Regions from separate parts of the Mus musculus genome. Here regions 2, 3, 4, 5 and 6 are each linked to region 1. Evidence: chromatin loops called from intact Hi-C (ENCODE). Cell type or tissue: left cerebral cortex. All regions are shown on one strand.

What was found. Hi-C counts contacts between places; a loop is a spot of excess contacts. Peaks named below come from ENCODE experiments on the same cell type or tissue, not always from the same donor. Only the 100,000 strongest peaks of a DNase experiment are listed, where the experiment ranks them.
Region 2: a loop joins it to region 1, with 11 times the contacts of the local background. A loop is called at or near these places in 9 of 42 quality-filtered maps.
Region 3: a loop joins it to region 1, with 2.3 times the contacts of the local background. A loop is called at or near these places in 3 of 42 quality-filtered maps.
Region 4: a loop joins it to region 1, with 7 times the contacts of the local background. A loop is called at or near these places in 10 of 42 quality-filtered maps.
Region 5: it touches region 1 in a loop (5-fold over the local background); 19 of 42 quality-filtered maps call a loop at or near these places.
Region 6: it touches region 1 in a loop (7-fold over the local background); 16 of 42 quality-filtered maps call a loop at or near these places.

The regions. Positions count from the first base shown.
Region 1 is chr2:147,183,464-147,188,463 of GRCm38, forward strand. It overlaps Nkx2-2 (NK2 homeobox 2), which reads right to left and starts at 2,939. Exons shown (of 2, transcript NM_010919.2): 1 at 2,297-2,939; 2 at 1-1,094. The coding sequence starts at 2,555. The coding sequence ends at 532. It overlaps Nkx2-2os (NK2 homeobox 2, opposite strand), which reads left to right and starts at 620. Exons shown (of 6, transcript NR_030769.3): 1 at 620-897. 6430503K07Rik (RIKEN cDNA 6430503K07 gene) reads left to right here and starts at 3,961. Exons shown (of 3, transcript NR_108091.1): 1 at 3,961-3,994; 2 at 4,240-4,308; 3 at 4,572-5,000. RefSeq lists an enhancer at 4,652-4,890. In left cerebral cortex, no CTCF peak of the experiment used is centred here; DNase peaks (open chromatin) are centred at 2,268 and 4,789; H3K4me3 peaks cover 2,209 bases; H3K27ac peaks cover 1,528 bases.
Region 2 is chr2:147,368,989-147,373,988 of GRCm38, forward strand. Pax1 (paired box 1) reads left to right here. Exons shown (of 5, transcript NM_008780.2): 5 at 4,726-5,000. The coding sequence ends at 4,817. Among named protein-coding and RNA genes, the nearest start is that of Pax1, 6.5 kb to the left of the region's middle. In left cerebral cortex, no CTCF peak of the experiment used is centred here; no DNase peak of the experiment used is centred here.
Region 3 is chr2:146,720,343-146,725,342 of GRCm38, forward strand. The region is part of intron 1 of Gm34689 (a long non-coding RNA gene); the gene reads left to right. Among named protein-coding and RNA genes, the nearest start is that of Gm34689, 13 kb to the left of the region's middle. In left cerebral cortex, no CTCF peak of the experiment used is centred here; a DNase peak (open chromatin) is centred at 2,402.
Region 4 is chr2:147,302,435-147,307,434 of GRCm38, forward strand. It overlaps Nkx2-2os (NK2 homeobox 2, opposite strand), which reads left to right. Exons shown (of 6, transcript NR_030769.3): 4 at 1,186-1,384; 5 at 2,660-5,000. It overlaps Gm14110 (a long non-coding RNA gene), which reads right to left. Exons shown (of 3, transcript XR_003953941.1): 3 at 2,539-4,722. Among named protein-coding and RNA genes, the nearest start is that of Gm14110, 19 kb to the right of the region's middle. In left cerebral cortex, a CTCF peak has its summit at 3,082 (motif pointing left); DNase peaks (open chromatin) are centred at 3,046 and 4,997.
Region 5 is chr2:147,085,966-147,090,965 of GRCm38, forward strand. The region is part of intron 1 of Gm34889 (a long non-coding RNA gene); the gene reads left to right. Among named protein-coding and RNA genes, the nearest start is that of Gm34889, 2.9 kb to the left of the region's middle. In left cerebral cortex, no CTCF peak of the experiment used is centred here; DNase peaks (open chromatin) are centred at 171 and 2,770.
Region 6 is chr2:146,831,229-146,836,228 of GRCm38, forward strand. Gm14114 (a long non-coding RNA gene) reads right to left here. Exons shown (of 4, transcript XR_375064.4): 3 at 4,652-5,000. Gm34978 (a long non-coding RNA gene) reads left to right here and starts at 2,612. Exons shown (of 3, transcript XR_003953940.1): 1 at 2,612-4,118. In left cerebral cortex, no CTCF peak of the experiment used is centred here; DNase peaks (open chromatin) are centred at 3,070, 3,644 and 3,825; H3K4me3 peaks cover 1,240 bases; H3K27ac peaks cover 260 bases.

The sequences.
Region 1 (5,000 bases):
GTCAGAACGTGTACATGGCCATAAATATTTAGCATTTTCTTATAAAAAAAGAAATCCTCTATATTTTAAAGTGTTCTCCACTTGCTTTTAGAAGGCTGACAATATCGCTACTCACACAAACATAGTTTACAAAATTCACGAAAGCAGTGCGGGGGTGGGGTGGGGTGGGGGCCGGTTGGTCCTTTCTCTTTTCAAGTGACAACGTTAACGTTGGGATGGTTTGGTCCCCTCAGGGAGAGAGAGGCAAAGAAGCAAAGCTGCACAAACATTCTGTAAACACGGCTTAGAGTTCTATCCTCTCCAAAAGTTCAAAGGGGAGAGCGATGGGGCAGAGTCAATGGAATCTGCCACTCGGGGAGGCACAGGCAACCTCCCTGTGCCTCCTCAACTGAGTCGAAAGTCAGACTCGACTCTATAATAATAATTATAATAATAATAATAACAACCGTGGTAAGGATCGAGTCCTCCTCGCCACCGGCGCCGCTGGGGTGGGGCCAGGGCCTAAGGCCTCCAGTCTTGGAGGGGCGGCGCTCACCAAGTCCACTGCTGGGCCTGGACCAGGGGGTGTGCTGTCGGGTACTGGGGGGTGCTGGCCGAGCTGTACTGGGCGTTGTACTGCATGTGCTGCAGCGACTGCGCGCTGTAGGCGGAAAAGGGGATGCCTGCCTGGAAGGTGGCGGCTGCCAGGTCCTGGGCTTTGAGCGCGTGGCACGGTTTGCCGTCCCTGACCAAGACCGGCACTGCCACACGGCGCGGCGAGGGCAGAGGCGTCACCTCCATACCTTTCTCCGCCCGGGCACGTTTCATCTTGTAGCGATGGTTCTGGAACCAGATCTTGACCTGTGTCGGCGTGAGACGGATGAGGCTGGCCAGGTGCTCGCGCTCGGGCGCCGACAGGTACCGCTGCTGCCGGAAGCGCCGCTCCAGCTCGTAGGTCTGCGCTTTGGAGAAGAGCACTCGGCGCTTCCGCTTCTTGCCTGCGTCCCCCCCGCCGCCCTGGGTCTCCTTGTCATTGTCCGGTGACTCGTCAGCCGAGGGCTCTGGGGATTTGGAGCTCGAGTCTTGGGGGGGAGCGCTGGCCGCCAGCCCGTGCACTGGGTGGGGGGGGGGGGGGGAAGAGAAGCGCATCAGGCGGCTGGAGGCCAAGTGCCACCTGGGTCACCCGGAGTCCCAGGGCTCTTCCGTGGGCCCTTGGCCCACTGGACCAGCCCAGACCCGCTGCCTTTGCAGCAATCCCCGCCCGAGTAAGCCGTCGGGGTCTGCTAGGGTTCAGAGGAGAGTCTGCGCAGCGGGGGCTCTGAGGCATAAGTTTCTAGGGGTTCCCACTATTCAGGAGAATTTAGTGCGAAGCGCAGAGTGTGGACGGTCATTGAGGGTTAAGGGCTCTGGACCCCTTAAACAGTTTCCTCTTTGGAGAGACGTGGGCAGATTTTTAAAAGGAAAACCTCACAATCCCAGCATTGATGGGCTTGGCGGGGTAAACCAGGTTTGGGGGGCTTTCGCTTTTGCTTTCGGACTTTCTGGATGGACACCCACACCCGCCGCTGCACGCACCACATAGTTTTTCTCTTTCTTTCTTTCTTTCTTTCTTTCTTTCTTTCTTTCTTTCTTTCTTTCTTTCTTTCTTTCTTTCTTTCTTTCTTTCTTTCTTCCTTCCTTCCTTCCTTTCTTTCTTCCTTCCTTTCTTTCTTTCTTTCTTTCTTTCTTTCCTTCTTTCTTTCTTTCTTTCTTTCTTTCTTTCTTTCTTTCTTTCTTTCTTTCTTTCTTCTTTCTTTCTTTCTTTCTTTCTTTTTTCTTTCTCTCTCTCTCTCTCTCTCTCTCTCTCTCTCTCTCTCTCTCTCTCTCTCTCTCTCTTTCTTTCTTTTTTTTTTACAATCATGCAGGGGCAGGGATGAGCTATTATACCCCAAGCCTCCTCCACCCTCTACTGCTAGCCGGACCCTGACCAGGGATCCCTGCTCCAGAGAGCAAAGCCAAGTCCTCTGGGCCATCTGAGTCCAGGGTACTCCGGCCAGAGCCATAAGTCCGGTTGACATCTCTAGCCAGCTTTTAGAAAGCGTCTCTCTTGTCTTTTGCTTTAATTTCTCCCGTAGAAAATATATGGCATCAGAGACTGGGAAGGGATGTCTACCGAGGAGGGAAAAGGGCATACTAAGCAAATGTTTCAAAATCTAGGGATCCGGGATGGGACTTGGACATTAAATGGCTTCTTCCCCAAAACTCCCAGCGTCCACCCGGGTTACTGCCTCAGCAATGGAGGCAGCCACAGCCGTTGCGGCCAAGTTTCGCTACTTACGGGAGTATTGGAGGCCCTCGGTGCTGGCCAGCCAGCGAGTGTAGGGGTTGTCGCTGCTGTCGTAGAAAGGGCTCTTAAGGGGCAGGCTCTGCACAGCGTCCAGGGCGCCCTGCCCCAGCGGCCCGGCCCTCTTGGCGGGCTCCGGCCCTTCGCTCTCCTCCTCTGGCCCTTCGGCCACCGAGCCGTCTTCATCGTTGGTGTCCGGAAGGTCCAAGATGTCCTTGACTGAAAACCCCGTCTTTGTGTTGGTCAGCGACATGGTTCCGGACCCCGCAATTTATGCCACAAAGTTGTAGCCTCACTTGGTCAATTCGTGGCTCTCCCCAGCCCCAGCGGGCGGGGGAGGGGGGTTTAAGGAAAGGAATGGGGGGAGGGATGGGGGATGGGTTTTAATTATTGGGATAATTATTATTTAAAATGAGAGGACACTGTGGGGGGAAAAGGGAAAGGGGAAAAAAAATAAAGCCCACCCGGTGCCTCTCTCTTCTCGGAAAGCACGCAGAAATGTAGGCTGTGACTGGGGGCCTGCGCGCCCAGCGCCGCGCGGCCTCAGTTTGTAACTCCAGGAGAGGTGCCAAGGTGCCGTCAGCTCCGGCTCCGGCGGCCGCTCCGCGCGCGGTGGCGGCTGGTGGCGAGGAAAAAATGGGCCATTGCCTGAGCGATCAGTCCATATAAGGCTGGGCTCCACTCACGAACCTGGGGAGGGGGGAGGGGGAGAAAAAGGGAGGGAGGAAAAGAGGGAGGGGGTCGAGGGAGCGAGAGAGGGGTGAAAAAAAGGGGGGAAGAGACATTAAAACCGCAAAGGTTGGCCACGTGTGGGCGGGTCTTGGGAGTCAAGTGGATGAAGACAGTATTTGCAGATGTGAAATTGTGGGTTTTGGGGAGCTCTGCGCTCCCAGCCAACAGCCCTCTAGAGCAAGATGAGAGGTGTAACGTGTCAATTAATTGCAAAGATGGGGAGAGCTTTTTTTCTCCCTCAGTATTTACATACAAAGGACCACCGCGTCGCTCTCGAGTCCACACACTTGAAAAGAGCCGTTTTAACAAATTGCATCTTAAGGGGGGGGGGTTTGGGGTGAGAAAGAAAACAAAACAGAAAGGAGGGGGCAAAGAATCCTTTTTAACATTCACAGGTTTCTACCTCTCCACGCCCCGTGCACAAGCCCCCTCCTTCAGCCCCCCAACTAGCCAGAAAATTAGCGATTTGTGGTGCCTTTGGAAAAGGGGGAGGGGGTGAAGGCTGAGCCGCTGAAATCTCTCCTTCCCATCGCTGGTGGTTCCCTAAACAAGATCCAGTTCAAATGGCAAGAGCCCAACTTCTGTAAGCCTCCTAGGTCAATATTTTGGTTGAAGCTTAAGGATGAGTACTAGAAATGACAAGTCAAGTAATTGATTCTAGTTAACCGCGAAAGAGCTGGAAACCCAGGAGAGGAATAGGCTTGGACATGCCAGAGCTACCACTGAGGACCACCCCCCTCCGGCCGCCTTTTATTTGCTAAAGACTCATTTACCTCCCCCCCCCCCCCAGCCCCCAGTTTCCTAGCGGAGGAAGAGGACTGGCCCTCCACTTTCTGCTCTGCGGGCGGTCTAGAGAAGGGAGGGGCGGGAGCCTGCGGCTCTAGCAGTGGCAGGGTTCGGACCTGCGCCCTAGCGCCTGTGGCCTCAGCTTATTTCCAGCTGGCGAAGGGAAGAGCCTGGGTACCCTGCTACCTTTTTACTATCCTAGCCTCCCAGGCCCTCTACCCTCCCAACCTCCAGCTAAAGGTGGAGCGGCGGGAAGAAAGAGAGGTGGTATTGTGTGTGTGTGTGTGTGTGTGTGTGTGTGTGTGTGCGTGCGCGCGCGCGCCTCCGATCCGGGTGAAGACCCAGAAATCCACGGAGACGAGGTCGAAGGTCTAGTGGATGTTGCTGCGTTGTCTTTATGTTTGCTTCTTACGTTTTAGTTTCTCCAGTTTTTTTCTCCTCGGGGAGTGCGCTGGAAGGGCGTGCTCCAGGCTTCCAGTTGGCTTTAGGTTAGTGTGAACTTTCCAACAACCTCTTTCAAACCTGGGAACTGAACTTCTCTAAACCGGAAGGAAAACGCTGTATCTTATATACCCTTCATTCTATTTCAATTTAGGAGGTACGAGGCTGCAAGTTTGCTACATACCACTTGTTCGCCCCACTTAACATCAGGAGTGGGCTTAGCCTGGGGTGGGGGGAGGCGGGGGTAGAGAAGAACAGACTTGGTTCTATTCATTTTTCCCTCTAACTGTCCTTGTTTGGGTTGCCTTAGTCCAGGCGAAGCAGAACGCTCAGGCATCGAGTCCTCCAAGCTCACAGCTGCTTGGGCCGCGGCGGCGCCCCCACCACCCCCGGGTTTCTAGAGCCTTGTGACAGCGCCTCACTCCGAGCTGCTCAGCGGCTTTCTGCAACTCTCTCTGCCTCGCCCCCAGTATGTGACGTGGGTGACAATGGCCCAGGTTGGAGCGAGCCCCACGTCGGCGCGTCCTGGGTGGTCGGACCCGGGCAAACACAAATACAAACCGATTGCTAAGCTGCGGACAATGAGGGAAATGTAGACAAATGTCCCGCTCCTGTTGGAAGCCTTTGTCCAGGCCCGGTTTTTGCATTTATTTCAGTGGCGAAATAATACATGATTGACGCTCTCTTTCAATGTGTCCTAACTGTTTGGAATAAATCTAAGGTTGTCCCTAGTTGTCAT
Region 2 (5,000 bases), 190 kb after region 1:
GGACCCAGATGTAGCTGTCTCTTGTGAGACTATGCCGGGGCCTAGCAAACACAGAAGTGGATGCCCACAGTCAGCTAATGGATGGATCACAGGGCTCCCAATGGAGGAGCTAGAGAAAGTACCCAAGGAGCTAAAGGGATCTGCAACCCTATAGGTGGATCAACATTATGAACTAACCAGTACCCCGGAGCTCTTGACTCTAGCTGCATATGTATCAAAAGATGGCCTAGTCGGCCATCACTGGAAAGAGAGGCCCATTGGACACACAAACTTTATATGCCCCAGAACAGGGGAATGCCAGGGCCAAAAAGGGGGAGTGGGCGGGTAGGGGAGTGGGGGTGGGTGGGTATGGGGGACTTTTGGTATAGCATTGGAAATGTAAATGAGCTAAATACCTAATAAAAAATGGAAAGAAAAAAAAAAGGAAAAAAAAAAAAAAAAAAAAGAAAGGGCACCTAGAGAGTGAGCGGTTCACTTTAAACTGCCCCTTTTAACCTATTGAGAGAGAAGGAAGAGGGTCAGGCTGGTAATCAAGACTTTAGGTGTCATTGAAGTTCTTATATCTTTGGTCAAATTGTTGCCCGTTCTGGCTTCATGTTCTCCATGCCAAGAATGGTCTAAAACGCCCACATTTGTGTAGACTGCAAAAATGTGTTAATTGCAAAACACCCCAGGCCCACATTTGGGTAGCCTAGAAACAGTAGCTTTCTATAGTGGAGAGAGTCCTGCACTTCAATCCTACAAGAGCCTGGGTTGGACCCTATCAGTGACACTCCTGACTTCCACAGCTGGACTCCCCACTGAGTCTTGCCCTTCCTTTTCTTCTCGGTTCCTTTTAAACCTTGGCCCTGCTCTTTCTTAGACTCTTGTTCCTCAGCGCATTCGGCGGGGAAATCGAAAGCATTAAGGTTCTTTCCATCCCAGGGCGCTGTGGCTTGGAGCCTCGTCCCCCTTCCCCTTCAAAATCTGCTTTCTAAAAAGTCAACCAGAGATTTAACACATGGGGCCAGCATGGATTAAATCATACTGTCTGTGAAATTCTTGTTTTTCACTGTACTGAGAAATAATTCACCTGATCTTAAATCTGTCCGTTCTGAACCTGCTCGTATTTAGGTTTTGATCACCAGAACATCTAAACTTCACTACTAGAAGGGAGTTTCGGCTCCAGCAGAGAAGGGGACCATGCACACAAACTAAAGGACAGAATGAGCCAGAAGGGTGTTCTGGGATTAGGAAATAGTTCTGATCTTACCTGTCTCACACCCACCAATGCTGGAAGGGGTCGTGGTGGGGTTGTGCCCATGGCTAGACAGATGATAGTAGTTCCCAGACAAAAAGATCTATTTCCAAGAAGTTTTGGTGAGGCCAGGTAACTGAATCACGGATTTGGAAGGGGAGACTAGGTACGATCCACAGGAATAAACTGAAGGAAGAAAACAGCTTTTGAAATTTCAAAGTATTTTAAAATTATTTATCTTTATTTTATGTGCAAGGTGTTTTATCTGCATGTCTATGTGAGGGTATCAGATGTTGCCAACAGCTGTGAGCTGCTATTTGGTTGCTGGGAATTGAAACCTGTCTTCTGGAAGAGCAGTCAGTGCTCTTGACTGCTGAGTCATCTCTCCAACCCTTAACTACGTTGTAGAACAGTTCTATCCTAGCCTATTAAGACTGCACTCATTTGTCTAGACCGAGTCAGAGACTTTATTTTAATTTAGTTTAAATAATAGGATAACATTACTTGCTCACCTGGAGAAAAAAAAGTCCATGAAAAGAATTCTGAAACCTGAAAATAGCTTTCATTAGCCCCCTACATTTAAGGACAGTTGAAGGGTCTCAGGGTGAATTCCCCCTCACTCAGTTTCTCACACGGAAGTGGGACTGTTGGTGTGGATATTTAAATGAGCTTTGCCACACCCTGCTTAACTGAGCAGGCTTACTCAAGTTAAAAGTATTTAGTCAAGAATTTAAGTGATTTCTCCTGGGTTGGTCCCAAGGAGAAGGAAGACATAGTAAACTGAAGAGTTCATTGATTCCAAAAGGAAGTAGTTTTCAGAAGGGCCACTTGGTCATGAGGGTGCTTCTGCCTCACATAAAAACCTGTGATGTATCAAGGATAAGATCCAAAGGTGATCACACACTCACTAACTCCAAAGACCTGTAGTCAGCTTGGGAGGGATCTGTATTTGGGGGTTATTCCTGATTGATTTTTTTTATCAGACACCCCCTTTTCAGAAATACAGAACACCTCACTGGCAGAACCCCTGTGACCATCATATCCATCTCCTACAATAAAATACAGAACCTACAACCAAGTTAACTACATTGGTTATTAAATTAGTAAGTTAGTATCCTGATCCATACAGTGCCTTAAAAAAATGTGTTAAAGGAATTATTCACATCCATTCCAGTGAACAATTTCTCAGGCTGGCTTGCAAGCATTTGTGCTCAGTGGTTGTAAACAGAATTGTTCATTAAGCACCTGTTTTTGAAATGTAAAAGTTACATACTCCCTTGCAGTATGAATTTACATTCTTCTCATGGGCAGAAAGAATTGCCCCTTAACTGGACTTTGAAGAGTTAAAGCAAAGTAATCTAATCCAGTGCCATTTGCTTTTAACAATTTTTTAAACAATTAATGTGTTCAAAGAAAATTGTTTCATGAGAGTTTACTGTCATTACTTTTTGTTTACTGTATAATAGTAAAATTAATACTAGTTAACTTTTTGATACAAAATTGTCTTTTCAGAGACAATAGGAATTTGTATTCATATGAATATAAATATACCCAGTAAAAATCAAATTATTTTGATGACCCAATGTGTATCCAGGATACAATATTCACTAGTGTGTTCCTCCAGTTAGCTGCAAATGGGTATCTTACTCATTATTCAACCTGGAACCTCATCGAATATCAGCTTGTGCTTCACAATTTACTGCCTTTGTCTTGGCGGAAGGTAGCAACTCTGTTTTCCCTCCTGTGGAGGCAAGAAAGTAGGAATGACTGCTGATGCTTCCCTTCTCCTGAAAGGGAACTTTAATTCTTTGGAACTGAGAGAAGAATAAGGAAGTCTTCTCTTCACAAGGAGGGGATGGGCTTTTAAGAACCTCCACAGCCACCCAAAGGTCTCTGTGCCAGTACTTTCCTCCCCAAGGTGAGGGACCACATTGACTTCAAAGGCATTCCCGTGTTTCAGAAACCAGCAAACTTTAACGTTCAAAAACTGATCCCAGGAGAGATTTAAAAATAAGGGGTGGGGGGAATAAAAAAAATCACATTTATGAGTGTCACTTTCAGGCTTCCAGGAAGAAGACTTGCTATTTATTTGTTAAAGAGAATTTGCAATTTTGTTCTGATTATTGCTAATCCAGAGTTGGTGCTTGGACAATACCAAAAGAGAACTCTGTCATGGACGATTAGATAGCCTTTGCAAATTATGAAACTCCTTCCTATTCCCTCTCCTTTGGTGGAGTCCCAGCCTCTCCTGGTTCTCTGTCATATGCTATGTTCTTGCAATTCCCATATTTTTTAAGTTGTCTTCCCTAGTCACAGTTCCCAGAGACTAGAGTATGCTAAGTGACTCCAAAAACGGGAGAATCTTCCCAAAGTGGGGGTGGAATTCATCTCCTGGCTCCTGGGTGTTTATTTTTCTCCACTTGTCATTTCTGCCTGAGAAGCCTTCGCCTCACATGTTTTAAAAACAGGTCCTCACTTTTGAAGTGTGTGATCAGGATGGAAAAAGATGTCTGGATATTTGGCTGTACAGTCATAACTGTGCTTAGTAAAGTGAACTGAGAGGTGGGGGTATCGCCTGGAGGACTTTGGTCGGGACTGTCTGTATATCTATCTCTTTAAATATTGCACTAACCTGGTGTGTGTGTGTGTGTGTGTGTGTGTGTGTGTGTGTGTGTGTGTGTGTGTACTGTTACTTCAAAGTTGCCTGGAGCTGGCAAATCAGAGTTCCCCCTCAACGAATTGGAATTGATGCGTTAGAGAGTGGCTTTTTGTGAGAGGAGGGAAAGAAAATCGAAAACCCCCCGTCAGAGATAATTTGTTTTTGCCTCCTGGTGCGAGGAAAAGCTGCACAGCCAGCCGGATCCGGGTTCTGGGGAAAGGAAAAATAGGATTGCACAATCGTGGCGTCACTTTCTGGCTTCCAGTAGCAAAACTTGGGCCCCTTCCCAAAACCCCAAATAATAGAGCAATGCGCAGAATACCGTCTGATCTGGCAAGCCCACTGCCACTTAATCCAGAGGCCCACAGGCCCCAGGATGCGCTGTGGCCGCAGTGTTCCGCTGCTTACCTAAAGCTCCACCTTGGCTCAAGTCTGAGGCCCCCAAGAATGTTTGGTGGCCCGTTTTCCGCACCCGGCCTACCTCCAGACACCCTAAGCTGCCCCTCAATCCTGCTTATCTCGCATGGGTCTGGAGTGGATTGGTGGGTCGGGGACGGGAGGACATGCTCTGCAGGGTCAGCGCCAGGTTAGTCATGAAGTCTCCTTAGGAGCTGAAGACGTGCACACCACCCCTTGCTTCTGTGGTCATCATCAGGAATGAATGACTGGAGAAGCGGCCTGTTGAGGAGATCCACTAGCCCGCCTTGTGGAGTGGCTCCCTGAACGGGACACGGAAGGGTGAGCGTCCCCAAGTCCGTGACCTGCTGGCATCCTGCTCTACAGCCTAGGCTCTGGGCGGTGACCCGATGCTCCTGTGCTTCTTCCGCAGGGACCGACCGGAAGCCCCCCAGCCCGGGAGGCAAGGCCACGGATGCACTCGGTAGCTTACACGGACTGCCCATCCCAGCCTCGACCTCCTAGGGGCTGTCCTCTCACAGAGCCACAGCCCGGTTCAGAGGAGCCGGCCGGGAGTGCAGCTCAGCTCATTCGACCTCTGCACCTCTGCGCTAGCAGCATCCTGGAGTTGGGGCCCCGGCATTGCTTTGGTCTCAACAGTTCCGCCGGTGCTTCCTTCAGGAAACCCTGGAATTTTTTAGGTCTTTC
Region 3 (5,000 bases), 460 kb before region 1:
AATATTACAAATCCACTGTGCAGCTAAGCTCTGAAGTTAGTTCCCTGTTTGACTACCCTGGTGCATAGATAAGACCAGGGTAAAGCTTAACTCTGAAGAAGTGAAGTTCATGGGTGGAAGGACACTCAAGCGTATTATACATCCATGGGGGAATTGTTGAGAGAGAGAGATAGAGAGAGAGATTTGGCTGGCTACAGCCTCAGTCTATTCACACCTGTTTGTAGGATGAGGGTCAAAAAGGCAGATGAAGGAATTTAATTCCACGAGGATCTAAATCAAAATATTAGAAAGTATTCTTCATTCCATGCCATGTGGAAAAAAAAAAACCCTGAGAAATAGGATAAGATCTCTCTCTCTCTCTCTTTCAGTTTTAATAATACCAACAAAAAGTCCATAAGTATCGCACTAGCAAGAGTAAATTAATTGGCTTAGGAATGAAAATTTCAAACAGTCCGGTGGATGAAAATGATTCCCTATTATAGAGAAAACAAAGGGTATGGGACTCTGATGAGGGCCTTGTATATCTTTAAAATATTTTGTATGAATTTTCCTTCCTTTCATTTACTTCTGTCTCCTTCCCCGAGTATGGAACCAGTGCTGTTTGTTGTTAAGTATTCCCTGGGAAGAGGCGCTAACCTTGCACTGCTTTTAAGTATAATGTACATTTTTCATTTTAAATGGGGGCTCATAATGACATTGTGTAGAAGAGATTCCAGGCCTCCCTGGTTATCACCATGTCTCCTTGAGCTGCGCTTCTGGAAAAAAAAAATGCGAAGAAGGTAGCTCTCTGGAATGAATAAATTCTGTAGCCTGCCTGTAATTATTTATTAAAATAGATTAAAGAAATAGACTAAAAAGGAACCCGCCACCCGTGTTAGAGAGAACATAATAAGAGTACATAGAAAGGGAAAATTAACACCAGGGAGGAAAGAATGTAAGATATGCGTGTTCAATAATACAGCCATCTCTGCATTGTTGGCTCACGGGCAGACACACTCCTGGGTTTTTCATTTGGCAGGGTGGGCTGTGCTAATGAAAACGTGGGTTACTAATACGGATGTGTATGTCTCTAATTAACATTAGAATTGAGTGGTAAACATAACCAGGAGAGAATTCAACAGAGAAATGGGCTAAAAGAAACCGGAGTATCAGGGGGGAGGGGAAGGAGGCGGGTTCGAAAGAAGAACTCCACAGCCTTTCTTCAGATGGGTTTAATTTTGTCACTTGAGTCAAAATTGGAAACCCGTTTTCTAGTACAATTGCTTCTGTGTTTAGTGAGTGTTGCAGACTCTTTATTACAGGGGAATTTTATAAACTTGGCACCTCATCATCAAGCCATCTTGGGGGTCAACTTCCCACTTGTACTTTTAGCTCTAAAGCAAGTACTTTATAAAAGTGTCTTCTGATTTGTAAGATTTACCATAGATTCTGAGATGAGCTTCCAAACCTAATCCCTCACCGAAGTACCCATTTGTCTCTTCATGTTTAAACTGCTACGTTCTGTTAACTCTTATCAAATGCAATAGAATTCTTTAACAAGGCATCAAAGATAAATGTAGATTTGTGTTAATTCTGCGTTTTGTTTTGTGATTGCTGTGGTGCCAGTCTGTGATCCTTGGGGGTGAGTACAGCAGGAATAGGAGAGGTTTAGCTTTATGGTCGATGCTGATATTATTCGTGTATTCCTTTTAAAAATACCAAATGTATAACTGGAAGTGCTATTTGTGGGCAGTTACTTTAAAATATTTTAAACCATATTTAAATCATATTTAGCTAAAGAAAACAAAATAAAACCTCACCATCTTTTTTTTTTTCAAACAAGATATACTAGCATCTATTTTCACTGTTTTATATCAACTTCACCATGCTATTTGGATGGAATAATGTGCTATGATGCTTATTATGAAAAGAAACAAAACAGAATACAAATGTACACAGTAAGAGGAAATGCTTCTTCTAGGAAAATAGACATTTTTGTCTTTTATATTTTTGAAAACTATTTAGTCAAAACAATAACATGATTCATTGAAAAAGCTAATGTCTAAAAAAACAAATCAGCACTTAATTTCCTTTTGTATCCATAAGGCTAGTGTAACCTACATGATTTTTGGAGGCAAAGGAAAAAAGCCTCTGTATTCTTTAGTCACAGGAATACTCAAGAATTTCAGCAAAGCTCAAGTATGATCCTTGTGTTTAATCAATTTAAGGACAACTTTCTTTCTTGGTAAGATTTAATGCTTAGCCCAAAAATTGTATCAAAAGAAAATGTACATTTCCAGTGTAATAGGCCTTTCCTTGTTAATTTGTTAGGGGGAATGCATACAAATGTATCTAGAGAAATGCTTTGCATCTGCAACATAATCAGATGCAGGCGTGGCGGGCTTCTGAGCTCTGCACAGCGGACCGAGAGCCAGCGGCTTGCCCGTTTTGAGGCTCAGAAAAGCAGAGACCTCATGAAAATGCACAGCCTGAATTCTCATCACAGCGGGTTGCCTCGCCACAAAGTTATTGCCAGGGGACAGTGTTCATTAGCTTCACCAATTCTGTACTTCTGTTTATCTGTCTATTACCATCTTAGCAGAGTAAATCATTCCTGTTCTTCCCAGATCCAGTCCCTTCTCCTCCCTCCAAAACCCAACATTTGTTACCCATAAATGGGGAAATGCTCCAGGACAAGGGCAATAGCTTAAATTGAATTTTCCTAATGATTTAGTGAATCCTAGCACACATTTTTACTTTGTTGTTTAGACTCAAGAAGGCATAAAATCTCCACCATCTATTTATCATGTAGTTATTTTAATGTAAACATGTGTCCATTTAGATGAAGTGTTTTCATTATTAAGCTAATTCCAGCATGTCTCAGATAGACCATGAGAAGGGGGCAGAGCTCTGGCTGACAGTACCAAACCTGTCTTGGCTCAGCCTGCTGTCAGATACGTCTTCATTAGGTTTTGTCATTCACCGGTGGCAAATGCTGTATAAATGGAATGACGATCAGGCCCGCCTTGATAACTTGTCTTATCTCATTAGTTTTCACATCAAAGTTAATCAGCAATGTGAATTGTAATTGCTAGAGGAGACAATGCGTAGATCGCTGGTCGCCCCCCCCCCATGGCATCTTGAAACATCAGCAGGCTGGTTGGAGCAGATAGGCTCGGAAGGAAAATGATGTGGAAGGCATAATAAGCGAGCTGCTCAGAATTAATGAGCTAACCCAATAAGAAAAGAATGGCCAATCAATGTGAGTTGGGCAAATATAATTTAGAAATAATTGCTTGATTGGTTGCCTATAGTAGACTGATTTGACCACACACAAGGATTAAGAATTAAGATGTCAAGGCAAAAAAATAATTTGGCAACTGAGGGCATGTAATTTTTGTGTCCTTCTTTTTATGATTGAAAGAGATGTGTGTTTGATACGCTATTCGCCAGAATGAAAACATTAGACACCCTCTTGTTCTCTTTCTGTTTCCCGCACAATGAAGGCCCATTCAGAACACAATTGTGATACTCCTGAACGGGACATGAAGAAGGTGTGGAGGGAGGGAGGGAGAAAGGGAGGGAGGGAGGCTTCACTCAAAGGATGGATGGGTTGGCACACAAAGCATTTGCCTCTATTTTGAGCTATAACTTGACCAGGATGCTAAAGTGATAGATGCAATGATCTGCAAAATATATCAATTGTCTGTCTTAGGTAGGCCTAAAGAGTTCTGCTCACAACCTACATGTTCCTAATGCAATATTTTTCTGACAGCTATTCACCAATTAGCAAAGGGCCCTGGCTGTATTCTTCTGTCAAAACTCCGGGAAGGTTCAGCCAGAAGGTAAATTTGCTTTGATCTACATTACACCTAATTGAGTCACAAGCAATGTCTCTATCCCAACATCAAGAAATGTGAAAATGTTAGATTATTTCACTGGGGATTAAACCTAATTTTCGCGTGTTCTGCATTAACCTATTAGGCTGGCTAATCTGCATTGCTAATGTGGCTGAGGCAGCTGTCACAGCTAAAGAAAAACATGATCATGCAATCCTTGAATGAATGATTCCCGGCCTGATTAGTCTTAGTGAAGTTAGCTGAGCCCTGGTGATAAGGAAGGAAAATTCCCAGGTTGCCAATAGCTTTGAAAATTATCAGACTGTAGGCAAAAATACACCTCATGATTCACAGGCTTGGGTCCAAATGCCGAGTTGAGTGACATTATTTAAGACTGACGAAGGCTAACTCGAGTTGTCACTCGCATAAATGTTTGTGTTTATTTTTAAGAGACTGATGTAATGGACGCAGATTTAAATGCTAATAGAAGCCAGCCAGACACATAAAACCCCAGGCGTTGTTACACTGTTGGTCTTTTATTAACATAGATTAAATTGTAATATTTTCTAGATAAATTGGCAGAATCAGAAAGATGCATTGCCCCCCAGGACGCTGGAGAAGAACGACTTCTGCAAGACTTCTGGGCTTCTCATACATGTAGCGATTTGTTACACGCCTACCATCCTTTTTCCTTATCCCTTTTTAAAATGGAAATCAGGGGGGAAATATATTCAGAAGGACAAGCGTTGTTTTCCGCAGCTCTGTGGCCAGAACCATCTTCTCGGCTTGCCTGCTTAATTTCAAGGATTCAGCAGCCCTGTATTTTGTTTGCTGAGAGGCATGGTTTGCTTTCACCTCCCCATTTGATTTCAGCAGCAAAGGAGCCACCATGATGGGTCCCCTTCAGATGTAGAGAATGTTCAGGAGACTTTGGGTGGCTGCAAATAGAGCCGGGAGTCCATTTAATCCGATTAGCAGTTCTGCACAATGGGCCTGCCCAGCCCTTTGTGGACAGAGGCCTTTACTTTATTTGTTTCTATTAGCCCAAGAATCGCTTATCAGAAAAGTGGAATTTTGCCCCCATCAGATTGCTCAGACAATCACCAGAAAACCAACGAGGAAATAGTCTAATGTGTCAATATTTATTTTCTGGCCCTAATTGTCCCCAGAGAGGACTTGTTG
Region 4 (5,000 bases), 120 kb after region 1:
GAAGGTGCAGAGATTTTAAAAAGTAATAGATAATACAAAAGTGGGCTGCCTTTCAAAGGAGAAGCTTGCAGACAGGGGAAGTCGAGGGTCCATATGGCGTTCACTCTTTGTTTTGTAGCTTTGAGGTTGGTCTGAAGATTAGAGGAGACTTTCCTTTAGGGAAAGGGTGGATAGGACATGATAGATAACACTGGTATCCTGGCAGAGGCTGGCACTGGGGTTACCAGGCTAAAAGCAAACCCAATTTTCGGTCTCTCACAGATGCAAAGTAGGTTTTAAAGTGCCTGGGGGTATACCCTCTTGTGGCCAAGTCTTACTGCATTGGTCCAAGTAGAAGTTCTGAGGATGACTCTGGACATATCTCTCTCTCTCTCTCTCTCTCTCTCTGTGTGTGTGTGTGTGTGTGTGTGTGTCTGTGTCTGTGTGTCTGTGTCTGTGTCTCTGTCTGTCTGTCTGTCTGTCTGTCTGTCTGTCTGTCTGTCTGTCTGTCTCTCTCTCTCTCTCTAAGCAAGTCAGTCGGCTAAGGGTCTGTACTAGTCCAGCACATAGCAATAGATTGTAGCATGGAGGACAGGTAATTTTCCTCCATAGGCCATGCCTAGCTAACACATGCCATCCAGGAGCCCTTGGAAGAGGTAGCTGCAGCATTTGGTTGCTCAGGGTAAGCATAGCTACCAGGAGATGGTGTGTGCACTGTGGGGGAATACATCTGCAAAGCACCACAGCGCGCTCTGGCGTGTCTGAGTACAATTCTTGTGTTTTCCTTCAATTATGATGCATTTCAGGATTTTCTTTGTTGATGTCACTGTCCCCCTGCTTGTATTCTGACATGCTTCCTTGCTGAGCAGTCCTGTAATCCAACCCATCTCCCCACATCTGCTTATCACTGTTGCTGCTCACTGCCTGCCTCTGACTAACGCTTCCTCACTACTCAGAGTCTTAAAGTCTTGCACGTTTTGTGCACCATTTGCGAAAATCTTAGATGGTATTTGGGGTTGTTTAATAATATGTGTGTGTGTGTGTGAATAAATATGAATATAATATTATATATTCAGCAATTTGTCTTATTATTTACACCAACAAAATATTGATTTACATGCATAAATGATCATCTTTCTATTTTTTGACAAAACATCTGAAATAATCTACATAGAAAAAAAGAGAAAAGAAATTTCTGTTTTGCAGGGTTTGGGCCCTTAGTGGCATGGGTACCATGATGAGAGTGCATACCGAAGAAGGCTTGGCATCTCATAGCAGCCAGGGAATAATAAAGATGGGAGGGGTCAGAGTTCCAGAACCTCCTTCAAGGACCCCTCTTCCAACGATCTCACCGCCTCCTATGCATTTCACACCCCATAGCACCGCAAGCTGGAGACTTTACTATGTAAGTTTTCACTACAAATGGCCTTCAGGGATATTCAAGATTTAAACTATAGCAATTCACAAAGAAGAGTGTGGAGAGGAATCCATTATGACATTATCTAGAATAACACAAACTAGACACACCATAATATCTATAAAAGGGTAATAAAAATAAACCAATCTTCACCTACACAGTAGAACACTCTGCAGTATTTAAAAGGAATGAGGCAGGTTGTGAATAGGAGCAGGGAAATGTTCCTGGTGCATTGTTAAATGAAGAAAGGAAGTTTGAGACAGTATGTCCAGGATGGAAACATTATCAAAAGACACAACCCCCTTCACTGAAGTACAAATCACTTTTACATGGCTGTGTGTGTGTGTGTGTGTGTGTGTGTGTGCGCACACATGCTGAGTTTCTTCCTCAGCCACTCTTCACCTTGACTTTCTGAGATAATGGCCTTTCACTAAATCTAGAACTCAGAAATTCTTTTTGGCTTGCTTGCTTTTTAAAATACATCTTTTTTCCTTTCTCTTTCTCTCTCTCTCTCTCCCTCATCCTCTCTCTCTCTTTCTTTTTCTCTTTCTTTCCCCCATCCTTCCCTAAGAGCTTTTTATTTCATGCATAAGAGTGTTTTGCTTATATGTATGTATGTATGTATGTATGTACATATGTATGCACCTACTATACACATGCAGTTCCTGAAGAGTCCAGAAGAGGACATACGATTCCCTAAAACTGGAGTTTAAGGTGGTTTTGAGCCGTCATGTACACAAAAGTGCTGGGAGTTGAATCCTATTTCTCTTTAAGAGCAGGCAGCTCTCTTAGCCATGGAGACTTCTCTCCGGTCTGTTTTTTCCCCAGAGGTGTTGGGGACTGAACTCATATCTGCATGCTTTAGCAGCGATGCTCTACCAACCGAGTCTTCTGCCCAACCCTTGGTTTATGTAATTTCTAAGGGTGTATAGTTCAGAAAAAGCTTTTTTAAGGATAAGCCCCAAATGACAGCAGCTCCACTAGGTAGGGAAGAGCCAACAAAATGTTTTATTCAAAGAGGCCCTCAAATCTTTCCTGCAGTGCTTGCAGTTTTTACTTTGTTTTTGACATCCAATAGGGAAACATCACACACATCTTACTTGTACAGAAATGGGAAATTTCTTCTCTGAAGTGCTTAGAAGCAGGGCTCTGGATTCCTTTTTGGTCTTGGAATTTGATTATAGATAATGAGAAATTCTGGGGATAGGACCTAAGTCTAAACATTAACTTCATTCTTCTTTCCTTTTTACCTTACACACACAGGCTGGAGGTTATTGGTGCAACATACATCTCATTTTCGTGGTGACTTGTCACATGAGGTCAGAGGGGGAGGCTTTCCACGCATGGTGACAAGTGGGTGCTCAGATGTGGGGCCATTTCCCACCGTGGATTTTCAGACTACAGCCGTGCCTGTGAGAACAAAGTCAAAGGAAGCTGAGGAGCAGAGAAGATGGGACCTGTTCAGGTGAAGGCTCTCCAGCAGCCAGTGTGTGAAATAGCTGCTCTACTTAACCGTTGCGCGAGGCTGTGCCAGGCTTTGTGGTACTTTGCCCTCACTACCTGTTAGTAGCTGAGAGGAGATCATGCTTCGGAAACCAAGCCACTTGGTTGCAGATGTTCAGTTCAAACTATGCATTACATAACAGTCATTATTTAACTTCAGTGCTTTAGCGCCCTCCAGTGGAATATGGATGTCATCACATGGAATGCTTCAAGGATGAAATGATGTCTTGAGGCATCTCCTGGCACAGAATGATCACCACCTTGTGAGTCTTATCCACTGACAGTAACATCCTAAAGTCTCTGGTCCTCTCCCCTCTAGAAGATTCCCCAGCCTCCAAGGTGGCAACCTCCATCAAGATGCTGATAGTGCTTGTAGTTTCCGGCAGCAACTTGCCAGACCCAGTGGTCCAGATCTTCCTTAGTAAGTGAGGGCAAGATTAGAGAGAGGAACACTTCCTTATATAAACGGAGAAGTTTGGGTTCAGAAAGGAGAGTCATGTAATTTGTTACACCATGAAGTTGACAGCAGAGCTAGCTCCAGTTCTCTTGTCTCCTCTGATGTCTCTTCTCAGAGACATGCATTCTGACAAAAAAAATGGAAGGCGGGGGTTGCTTGTGGAACAGCGGAATTGGAAATGTTGTCAGAAGACTAACTTGCTCCAGTGAGAGAATGGGCAGAGTTCAGTTATGTGCTTCCTATGACGTTTTAGTCAGTGGCCGATTGTGTGTGAATGACAGCATCACCAGGGAGACCAAGTAGGGAGTAGCCACACCATTTAGATATATGTAAATGTACTCTACTGGTTATAATCACTTTTAAAGTGTGTGTACACGTGCGTGTGCATGGGGGGGGGGAAGGTAGAGGCTCATGTACGCCTGAGAAAGTCAGATGATGGCCTCAGGTCTCAGGAGTGCTGTCTATCTCCCTTTCGAAACAATTTCTTATTAGCCTCACACTCAACCAATTATGTTATACAGCTAAACAGCAAGTCTAGGAACTCTCCCCTTGTCCCAGCCTCCCCAGTGTTGAGATTACCTATATACGCCACAGTACACAGCTCTTTTTCCTTGGGGTCTGGGAGATTGAACCCAGGTCCTCAGGAGATTGAACCCAGTGAGCATTTTACCAACTGAGTCCATTTCCGTAACTCTGTGGTCCATCTTGATTGTCACCCTGAGGGTAAGGAGAGCTACTTAGGAGACACACCTTTGGGTATATCTGTTACAGTGTTTCCAGAAAGTTTGCTCTGAGATGGGAGGGCCTGCCCCAGATGTTTATGGCCCTGTTTCACCGCTGGGGCCCAAGGATGAATAAGGAGAAAGTGCGGTGAGCACCGTCCTTTGTATGTTCGTTTCTCTCAGCTGCCTGAGTGCAAACTCAACTTGGCCAGACTTTTGTTGCCTTCCTTCCTGGCTGCGATGGATTGTCCCGTCAGGCTATAAGTCAAAATAAAATCTTTCTTCTTTATGTTTCGTTTGCTGAGCATTTTATCAGCACAGTGAGATAGACCAACGAATACCTCAAACAGCCCATGATGTTTGCACAGTGACACAAGGTCTACCAACACATTTCTCAGGACTGATCTTTCAGCCACACACGACTCTGGAAACACTCCCTGTACTCAGGAGGCCACAGTAGTGACACAGATAACCTTTGTCGCCTTTGCCTTGGAGTGGGTGCCACAGGGCAGAGACTACTGGAAGCCCAAAGAGCAACAGAAAGGAGGCACCTCTGCAGGAGGCTAGAGATGGAGACACTCTTTGGAGGCAGGCAGCTGCCCTCCCTCACATAGAAACAGCCCTCTCTCTTCTTCAATATTGACCTGCAGAGAAAGAAAAAAAGAACCCATCTTAATACTTTTTCAGTAGATCATGAAGCAGTTTATTTAATATTATTTGGATAACAAGCCTCCACATGAATGGGATTCGAATGTCAATTGTCTTAGGGGGAAAAAGATTTATTGGTTGGTAAATATTGAGAAAGGAACGCTGATAAAGACCGGCTTCAGCTGCGGCCTCGGCCGGGGACGGGAGAACAGGCCTGTGTTGTATTTTGGGGCCCTGGGAAGGCAAAAACTGGTGAATGTCTGCCTTTGTTGGT
Region 5 (5,000 bases), 97 kb before region 1:
ATAAGAGCACATAAAGAGGAGAGGTACAATGACCGTCCTCTGCCATTGTAGGGCTCTCTAATTTATGCATCGTTAGATCCTTTAAAGCGTCATTTTGTAGGCAACCTAACGGACACTTCCAAATTAGCTCAAAGTATACAAATCCAAAGAAGAGGTACAGCACGCAGAGAGAGAGATGCTGACTTGTAAGTATGGTGCTCCTACTCTCAGGGTAGAAACTGAACAAGATGAAGTGTATTTGCTAAAAAAGTTTCATATTTAATTTGCACCTTCATTACCGCTATATTTTCTTTGTCCTCATCCCCAGAATCTGACTTAGGGTTTATTCTTCTGTCACTATCCTGATATGAGAGAATGAGGGAAAGAGAAAAAGAGGGAAGGGAGGGGGAGGGAGGGAAAGATGGAGGGAGGGAGGGAGAGAGAGAGAGAGAGAGAAAGAGAGAGAGAGAGAATTCAAGTATGTCTACTTGTTTGTAATGGATCTTTTTGGTGGTGTTGGGAAAATAACCTGTTTAAAAAGTATCAACGTTGATGTGGATGCAGAAAGCAGGTTAAAACGACAGCTCTCTTGAAAAAATTCAAACCCATAAGCTGATTTTTTAAAAAAAAAAATTCGTTTCTTGGTATACAAATGTTCCTGCATAACAAAGAACTTATACTTTATGAACTTACAGTAAGTGCAAGACAAAAGACAAAGAAGTGTGCAGGTACCAGTAAAATTGGAAAACATGGGGATGAGCAGGGAAACAAAGACACATTTTAAAAGTTTTCCTCAAAACTGGAGTAGAAGAAAGAAAAGTGTTTCTTATGCAAGATTTTATTGTATCTAAAAACAAAGGCGTGACCACCAAAGTTTAACCTGGACTCACATGCCGTGGAGATCTGAACTGCTCCACATTCTCTTTTTCTTGGTTTCAGCCCTGTGGTGTGAATGCCCTTGATGGTTTTGTCTTATTATTTTAGTCAACATCTGTGTTCATTTCAGTGTCCTTTTGCAAAGAATCTGCCTGTTGTAGGGAGAAAAAAAGACCATATGGTCACTCATGGAAAGAAAATGACAACCAGAATAGTGGTTAATATTTTAAAACACATACTGTGGGACAAAATGCCAGGTCCTAGCAGTTGTTTATAGACATCAGTTACTGTCTTAACAAGATTAGTGTTGCTACATTCTGACACAATGCTACTTTTACAGGTCTTTCCTGGACTTGGGACACTTGAGCTAGGTCACTTATGCTGGAACTGCCTACTTATATTTCTTGAACTAATGATACACAAAGAAACCTTTAGGGGGGGAGGGCACTCAAATGCTGGGATCCTTTTACAATGTGGGTTTTAAACTTTTTTTTTTTACCTTAAATTGTATTCCTTACTACTTACTAGCTTAAAAACAACAAAATGTAATCTTAAACTTTAAACAAAGATAAGGTAAGTAAATATAGTTGCCATAATATCTGTGAATATGAAAGCCTCTTGCAAACCATTATTTTTTTCAAGCTTAGACACATTTCAAACATGAAGCAGTTATCATAAACTTCATGCTGATGAGCTAGCCAAGCCAGAAAACTTGGTTAGAGGTCTTTTTCAGATTAATTTTTTATTTTCAAGTTATATATTTATCTTGTGACATTTTATTTGTAAAACTCCAGTGTGGCAATTTTATAAGTGCTTATACTATATTTTGTTCAGTTTATCAATGCACGCAGATCTGGAGGTTTCCCACTATAAAATGAAAACATAAAACAAAACAGAATTTCTAATGAAATTCACTTTCTGACTGTTTAGGAACATCATAGGCCAAGTAGAATTCTTTTCCTGGACATGAAATGTTCTGGAAGAAAAAAAAAATTCTTAAAATCCCCCACATTTTCTTTTATCAGTTATTTGTGTCTTACCCTAGAAATTTCATACCTTTAAAATATAGTTGCTATTTGGATGTGTGCACGTGAGCTTGATAATAGACTCTGGAGGATGTAAACATTAGTATATCAAACTAATGACAAAATAGTTTGATACTCTGTTGAAGATTTCCATCAAACTCATTTCATCCAATTATTCTCTGCCCAAACTGTGAATGGAAATTTATAGTTAGTGATAGTTAAATTCTATTGACTATATGTCACGAAAATGTATTTCTCAGGAATGCTTTCTTGTTATTTCCTCCCCTTTTCTTAGCACTTAGCAGAAAGAAAGGAAAGAAAGAAACTCTTAAAGAGAATACAGTAGTGAAAAGAGATGGTTCTCCTTCTCTTAATCTAGTCTCCTTTCCCATTTCCTCTCCTCACAACACTTGACATTGTATTCTGCTAGGATTGGCTCCACGTCTTGAAGCACAATACTACTTTACATACAGGGGACAGCATTTGTTTGGTTTTTGGTGCCTTGACTCTTTTTCATAGTTTAGATTTTTGTAGTTTCACACAACACTGAAAACATACCATAAGACAGCCTATAGCAGAAAAAAAATTGCTAGACAAAAAGATTCAATAGGTTTATTCTTTGAAAAAAAACCCAAAAATTGACATTTATTGAAAATCTCTGATATGTTAGCTAACTTACAAAAATCCTAACAAGAATCTAAATTAAACTAAAATTCTAAAATCAGAAGCAAGAGTCTTCCCTGCAATTGGGATTTACAGTTGTCAGGCAGCTCAGCCAGAGCGCCTAGGGAGAGAGGAGAAACCTTGTGACAGACCCCTTTTGAAGTAGAGTTCCAGCAAGAACCAAGAGGGAGACTTTGTCTTTCTATGGTGGCACATAGATTGTCAATAGCTCCTGGATTTCTGCATCAGGGTGACTGTTCTTGAAAATATTACTCTTTGCTGAATAACCAAGAATATAAGTGCTGTTTAGAAATGAGACACTTGCTGCACTTAGAATTAGTTTGGAATACTTGTAACTTATTTGATTAGTGAAATTCTCATGTTGGAGAAGTAGCTGAAATATAACAATTGCGATATTTTTTTTAACTTGGAAAGGAATAACGAATCATGTCAATAGAACTTGTTTTGTGCAGCAAAATTTGAAGGTATAAACAAAATGCTAAGGAGACAAAATGAAGTTTGTTCTTAAGTTTTTGATAATTTTATCAATTTCTGGAATTTAGTTTCCAATTTTGTTTTTAGTTTTCCTAGACACTTTTAGTTTTAATTGATTATTTAAATTATTTTACATTTCTTTCTCGGTTACCCAGTGCCACTTCCATATTTTCTCTATAAAATGCAAAAGCTTTGTGATTTAACTACCTACAAAAAGACTCTTGAATGAATCTGAAAAATATTCAGATATTTTTAGATGAAAAATTGTCTTCTGCTTTCTTACCAATGGTAAGTCTAACCAGTGACTTTGTTTTAAGATAGTACAATTATTAGTAGTACATCTTTCCAACAGCATGAGAACAAATGGAAAATATCAGCAGGATTATCATTGGCTAAATAATAATAGTGACTTTTTGATATGATTACCCCAGAACAAAAACAAAACAAAACAAAACAAAACAAACCCTCCACAAACAAATAATATAAGGCAACCCACTCCAAACAATGTACTTCTAACATTATAGGAAAGCTGTAATCTTAGTTTTTAACTTGCAGCAGAAAATAATAGGGTATATGTGTATATGTATACAAAACAAGATGTATAAGTACATCTACTACATTACAATCTCTTACCTTGGTAATATAAACTTAAACTAGGTATTTACACTTTTCTGTAGTTTTAAAAATAATGTGTTAAAGTTATATATGCTATAGGAAAACTAACAAGATTGAAATATAATTTTTGCTTCTAATTAACAAGTTTATATGTATACCTTGCTACCATAGAAAGTTTAAAACTTTGTTATTTCTATTTATTTTTCACATATTTTACAATGTCATTAAATTCCTGTTATAAAAAAGAATACTTTGAATTTTAAGAAAAATAATTTCTATTGTTTTATGCAGGGAGAAAAATCTAATTTTTCTGTCCCTATACATTCTTAATAGGAACTACTACACATATCCTCTTGTTTTGTTTTATTTTGTTTTGTTTTGTTTTGTTTTGTTTTTCAAGGCAGGGTTTCTCTGCCCTGGCTGTCCTGGAACTCACTCTGTAAACCAAGCTGGCCTGGAACTCAGAAATCCGCCTGCCTCTGCCTCCCACATGCAGGATTAAAGGCGTGTGCCACCACTGCCCAGCCACATATCCTTTAAAAAATTATACATCCATAACTTTGTACACAATCAATTTCTCCAGTCTAAGTTAGTTCAATGATTTCAATGCAAATTATATAAATGGTGTATCACCTTAGCTTTACAAATTAGCTTGCAACAATCAAAGGAGTTCTTTTCACACCTGAGCTGGGGAGTTGGGTTATTGTTGTCATCACTTACTTGGAGGGCAACTCCAATGTTTGACATTGGTTGATTACTAGGCTATTGCATTGTCATTAAAGCTGTACTATGTACATTTTAGAAGAAAAACCTAGAGCAATATTACAATCAGAGAATAATTTCTTCACTTTTTTCTTTTTTGTCTATATTGCTAATGTTGAAGTGTTATTTAGTAGTTGTTTATGTATATCAGTCTGAATACTTGATTGATAATTGTGATTACAAGGAAGTGTCTCCCTCATAAAACAGTTTGAGTAAAATTCAAACAATTTAATTATTAGCTCAATAACATGCATTAAAAAGCCTGATACAAAACAGTTAATTACTCCATTCATTGTGAGGACCATCAGGAAAATCTGATTGATAAAGTTGCCTCAAAAAATAAAATCAAGTTGGATGTGGTAACGCCTTGGTAATCATAAATTTCTTGAGGCATACGAATTGTGGGTTCAAGGCTAGCCTGTGTGTTATGGTCAATTTGAAGCCAACTTGGGCTATAGGTGGAGATCCTGTCAATAAATAAGCAAATAGATAGCAGTGGAGGGTTTAATGCTGGTTCAGTTCTGAAGTACTGAGGATCAACCCTAAGGCTAAATGCTTCGAACAACACCCTCAGTAAAAAAAAAA
Region 6 (5,000 bases), 350 kb before region 1:
CACCAAATGATCATTACAATGGCCCCGAATATTTTGAAGTGCTCATGAGCATGAAGAGGAAGGGTTACTTCTTATTTGAACTCCACACAAGAAGGTGGCTACCTTCACAAACACAATGGACCAATTTCTGGTTATGCTCAAACCTCCTTCCAAAGATATGCCTGACGTAGTAGACTGCATTGGCAATACGTTTCCTCACCAAAGAGCCGAGCATTCATAAAGGCAACCTTTCCAAACTTACTAACGTGAATAGTGTGCAGAAAGCTTGTCTGAACAGAGTAAGAGAAGAATCTCAACTTTTCATGATTTGTGTCTTTTCTCACGGAGTCAAAAATGTAATGTCATCTGCCTTCTTATTTACTAACCTCCTTTCTGCCCTTGCTGCTTTAAAGAAAAAAAAAAGTCAAACATTTAGGGAAGATAAATATAGAGTGTAAAAGAACCTAAAGGGGTAGAGTTTAAGCATGAAAACAAGTAACATCAGAGCTGGAGATTAAGCAATTGAATATGTCGGTGTTTAAAATTAGAATGTCTCCCCAAAGAATTGATAATGCTCCATTTAAGAAGATAAATGTTTTCAAGTCATTTGGAGTGACTAAAGAAGTCTGAATAAAGTAGTAGTAGTAGTAGTAGTAGTAGTAGTAGTAGTAGTAGTAGTAGTAGTAGTAGTAGTAGTAATAATATACAGATATCCTCCCAATCAATAACAGAGACGATTTGTATGCATATAAAAGCCTTCAAGGCCCCACTGTATCTACAGTTCTGTGAAAGAAACTTAATGAAATGCAAGAAGAAAATGTTAAAAATAGAAATGGATGTGCCTAGTAGAAATACTATTGTCCTATTCGAATGACATGATGACTTGTTTTCTGGAAACGGAATCCTTCAATTGAGCCCAGGCAAGCATTGTATTCATTGTAATGTTGTGTGTTTAGACCTAGAGCCTGAAGGGTTTGCCTGCCTTTCAAGCTCAGTGCTACCAGGGGCTCATTACTATCATATTACTGGCTCCACACTCCTCGGAACTTCTGGGTAGTTTTCAGTGCCTTCAAGTGCTTAGATTGTGAGCAATGTGGGAAATAGAAAGTCAAATACTGACTGTATGAGGTGTGTACATCAAACGCCTGGAAATGTATAGACAGAGATAAAGACTCTTGTGGAACCCCTGTTACATTGAAGTCACTGCAGAACAATTCCAGGATAAACGCATATATGTTGTAAACAGCTGCAATGCACAGGTTGCAAGAATTAGAGCAGTCTGAGTCTCATTCAAGATCAAATGGTTCCTTTCTAGACTTTCTGTCAGGAAGAGGCTTTGCTGAGGGCGGCAGGAAGATAAAAGAGCACAATGACAGTCATGACATCTTCGGTGTGTTACAGACAGTAACAGTGAGGGGTTTGTGTCTAAATTGGGACTGCGTTTGAGATAGGACAGCATCATCTTATAATGGCTGGTTCTCTATTTGGGCCAACTTAAAGCTTTTGGGGGGCCCTCTCCATCTGCCTTGTTCTCACCTGAGCTTTGTGAGAAGCTGTTTTCAGGACACTGGTGGGTGAGTCATGGTGGAAAGGAGGAGGTATGTTCCAAGAGGAGCATAGAAACAAATGAGTCAAAGCCCACAGGGGCCAACATAGCTTACCTACTCTCTGGGCCTGTGACTTTTTGTGTGCATTATTTGTTTTAAAATAACACATGTGTAGAGAGAAAAATGAAAGATACAGAAGCAACATAGTGAAAACTTCATCTCCATCGGCTCCTCTCCCACACCTTGGTTTTCTTCTAGTTCATCATTCCACAAGACTCTTCTCTGAGGTCTAGCTGCACATCTCTGCACTCTCCTCAGCACCCCAAGGCTTTCCTATACACAGTGTGCTCTACATTCTGCCCAGCCCCAGCCTGTTTATTCATCACAGGCGAAATCTCTAACAGATGACCTGCTCTAACCCTGTACACCCAGGCTGTGGCTTTTTTTTTTAAGGGTTAGGATTATTACTCAATGATAATGACTTATTTTACACATTGTCTTCTGCTGATGTCAGGGCGGGAGCCCGAGACCCTCAGAGGACTCAGGGAGACCCTGCCAAAACGTTTCCAAACTGAATAGTCATTGGGCAGCCAGATAATTCAGAAACTATTTGTATGAGCTGTTTATCAAATTATTAACCGCACAGATGTTGTTTGGTTGAAGAGCAGCTGAATCCCCTCTCTGGCAGCCGCGGAGACAAAGGTCTCCAGGAATAATTGGAGATGTGCACGGAATATTAAATTAATTTACTGCTCTTAATTCTTATGCAAATTCTGACCTCTGATGGCGCCTATCAATTACCCCGCGCGCAGTGAAAGCGAAGGCGACAGTTTCTTTTCTTTGCTTTGCCTTTTTTTTTCTTTTAAGAACTCGAAAAAGGAAATATTTGCAATAAGCAGACCGTAGGAGCTCTGCGTAACTGGAATTGTTTAATTGAATCTCCTAGTTTTAGGGATGTCCGTGGAGGATAAAACCCCAGGGTGCAGAAGAGGGGTGCGGGGGCCGGGGGGGGGGCGGGAGAAGGGCAAAGGAATTTGGAGGTTTGGTTGCACTACAGAAAAATACAGCATCGAGTAGGGAACGATGCCGTTAAATAAAATGGGAATTTGCAGGGTGACTGGGGCCTTAGTCCTCATTTGGGCGGACTTTGGTGGTGGCTAGCAAGCCGGTTAGCAGAACAGCGCACTTCTGCAAATTGACAAGCAGTGTCCAGTGCCTAGGCGCCTTTGCAAGGCGTCTGCTGGACCGCTGTTTGCAGCAGCGATGGCTCCCTTTGCTGGTTCTTTAACTGTTTTTCTCATCTTTAGCGTCCTCAATCAAAAAACAATTTTTAAAAAAAATCTTTGTTTGAAAATCCAAACCTCTACTTGGTATTTCCACATTCAGCTCCACTGAAATCCCGGGTGGGCCGAAAGAAGATGTAATTGTCTCCTGTTTGGACACCCAACTCATTTCCCTGAATTGAGCAAATGCCAGGGCTTTGTCTGCGCTTGTGGCTTAAATGCTGTGTGCTTTCTGCGCCCGGGTGGTGAGCTGTAAAGACTGGGGTCTCCAAGTCTTTCATCATCGTTCTAATAAGGAAAACCAAATCGGGCGCATAATGTCATCAGCCCTGGCCCGACCTTGCGGGGACCTCCGCAGCCCGAAGATGTCTCCAGCGGCCCCCGGCGCAGCCACAACGCGTCGCCTTTCAGCTCCTGGCGGTCCCCACAAAAGCCAGACAACAATATCAATTAATCATGCAGCGGGCAAACAAGGAGATTTATCCCGCGACAAACAGCCCCACCGAGAGCCGTTGAATGGGCGTGATTAGCATGTGAAAAGACGAGCAAAACTCCGTGGTTCAACAGCTAAAGAGCAATTTGATGGGACTGGGATGGGGAAATTACTTGATTAGCGTCCGTCGGAGGAGAGCACGGTTACAGCCCCTCAGCTTGGAATCCAACTGCGGAACAAAACGCGCTGGTAAACGCGGCGACCTGAAGGGACAACGCGCTAGCGAGGGTGGCGCGGGGACCGGCACTGACACGCGAGCGACCGTGGGGGGCGGTAATAGTGGGCAAAGTGGCTGACCTACTTAGCCACTCCCCAAAGCGACAGGAGCTGTAACAGCTGTCCCACCTAGGCTTCTAGGCCTAGCCCGGGCGGGCATGACTTCCCCAGCTGATGTTGGAGGTCCGCCCTAATTTACACTCTCCCGACTCCGGCCGGGGAGAAGAGTGTCAAGGCTTGTGAGAAGGGAAAGGTCCTCCCACATCCTCCGGGGAGTCCCCTCGGTGGCTCCTGGAGCGTAGTCTACTACTCAGCAGCCTCTGCAGCGGCCCCAAGTCCGTTGCTAGGGCGCACGGCTCTTCAACCAGAAACTCTGAGGTTCGGTTTGCACAGGCAGTGAACTTTGGATCGCCTTAAGACCGCTTTTCCTGAACCGCGGAATTTAACCGCTTGGTTCCAACCTCTTAGAAAAGCTGCCCTTGTGGCCTTAGCACTTGGCAGAAAGAGGGGTGCGGGGGGGGGTCTGCAGTCCACCCGGAAGAGGTGGGGAGTTGAAAGGGGGCACTCCAATTGAGGATGACCCGCCTGGAGGCTCTCGAGGTGAGCTAAGTGCGGCGCCAGGGACTGCACGATCGCCTTAGTGTTAAGGACCGCCTGGAGCTGGCGCCAGAGGGATGCAGAGGTCAGTCCCAGACTTGCCCTGGATCCGGATACGCAAGGCCAGATCTGGAGGTTTGGGAAGTCGAGTCCTACGTTTTTCTCCTCAGTTCCAGAGGACAGCATCCAAGGCTCACAGCCCAGATTTGTATTGGGGGTGGGGGGTGGTGGTACACTGGGGCTCTTGGATAGACTTTTATTGATGAGGAAGAAAAGCTGTCCTATGGAGCTCGGAGGCTAAGGGTTCTCAGAACGAGGCCAAATGCCCAGTGAAATCCTCTGCTTCCCCAACAACCCATAGTAGCTGGACAGCCCATGTCTTCCCAGACTCCACCGACTCTGCCCCAAGCGCCAGCCCAATACAGAGGAATTTGAGGCTCTTGGAACCTTACCAAAAGGCCCAGACCCATAGCTCCCTTCTCCCTTGCTCCTCCCAGACCCACCAAAAGGGGAAAGCTCCCCAGTAGGTCACTAACCTCCTAGTATAACTGGCCCACCAAAAGATTCCTTCTTGCTCCTGCCAGCAATGGGGGTGCGCCAGGGAAAGGCACCAGGATCCCGCCTTCAGTTTATCTTGGAGAGGAAGAATCTAATCCACCTTCCCCGAAGTACATAAACACAAATCTAACAAAGCAAAGCTCCAAAGGACATGTTTGCCAAAACTGTCTTAAACACACTTTGCCCCTTGGCATGAAGGAACCAAGAAGCAAAGACTATTTTTTTTTTTGAGTGCGGGGGTGGGGATGGATGGCCCCATCCGCAGAACAATTGTCACTCAGTTGAACAGCGTCAATTAAACCAGAGCAAAACGGTCAACTTCAGAGG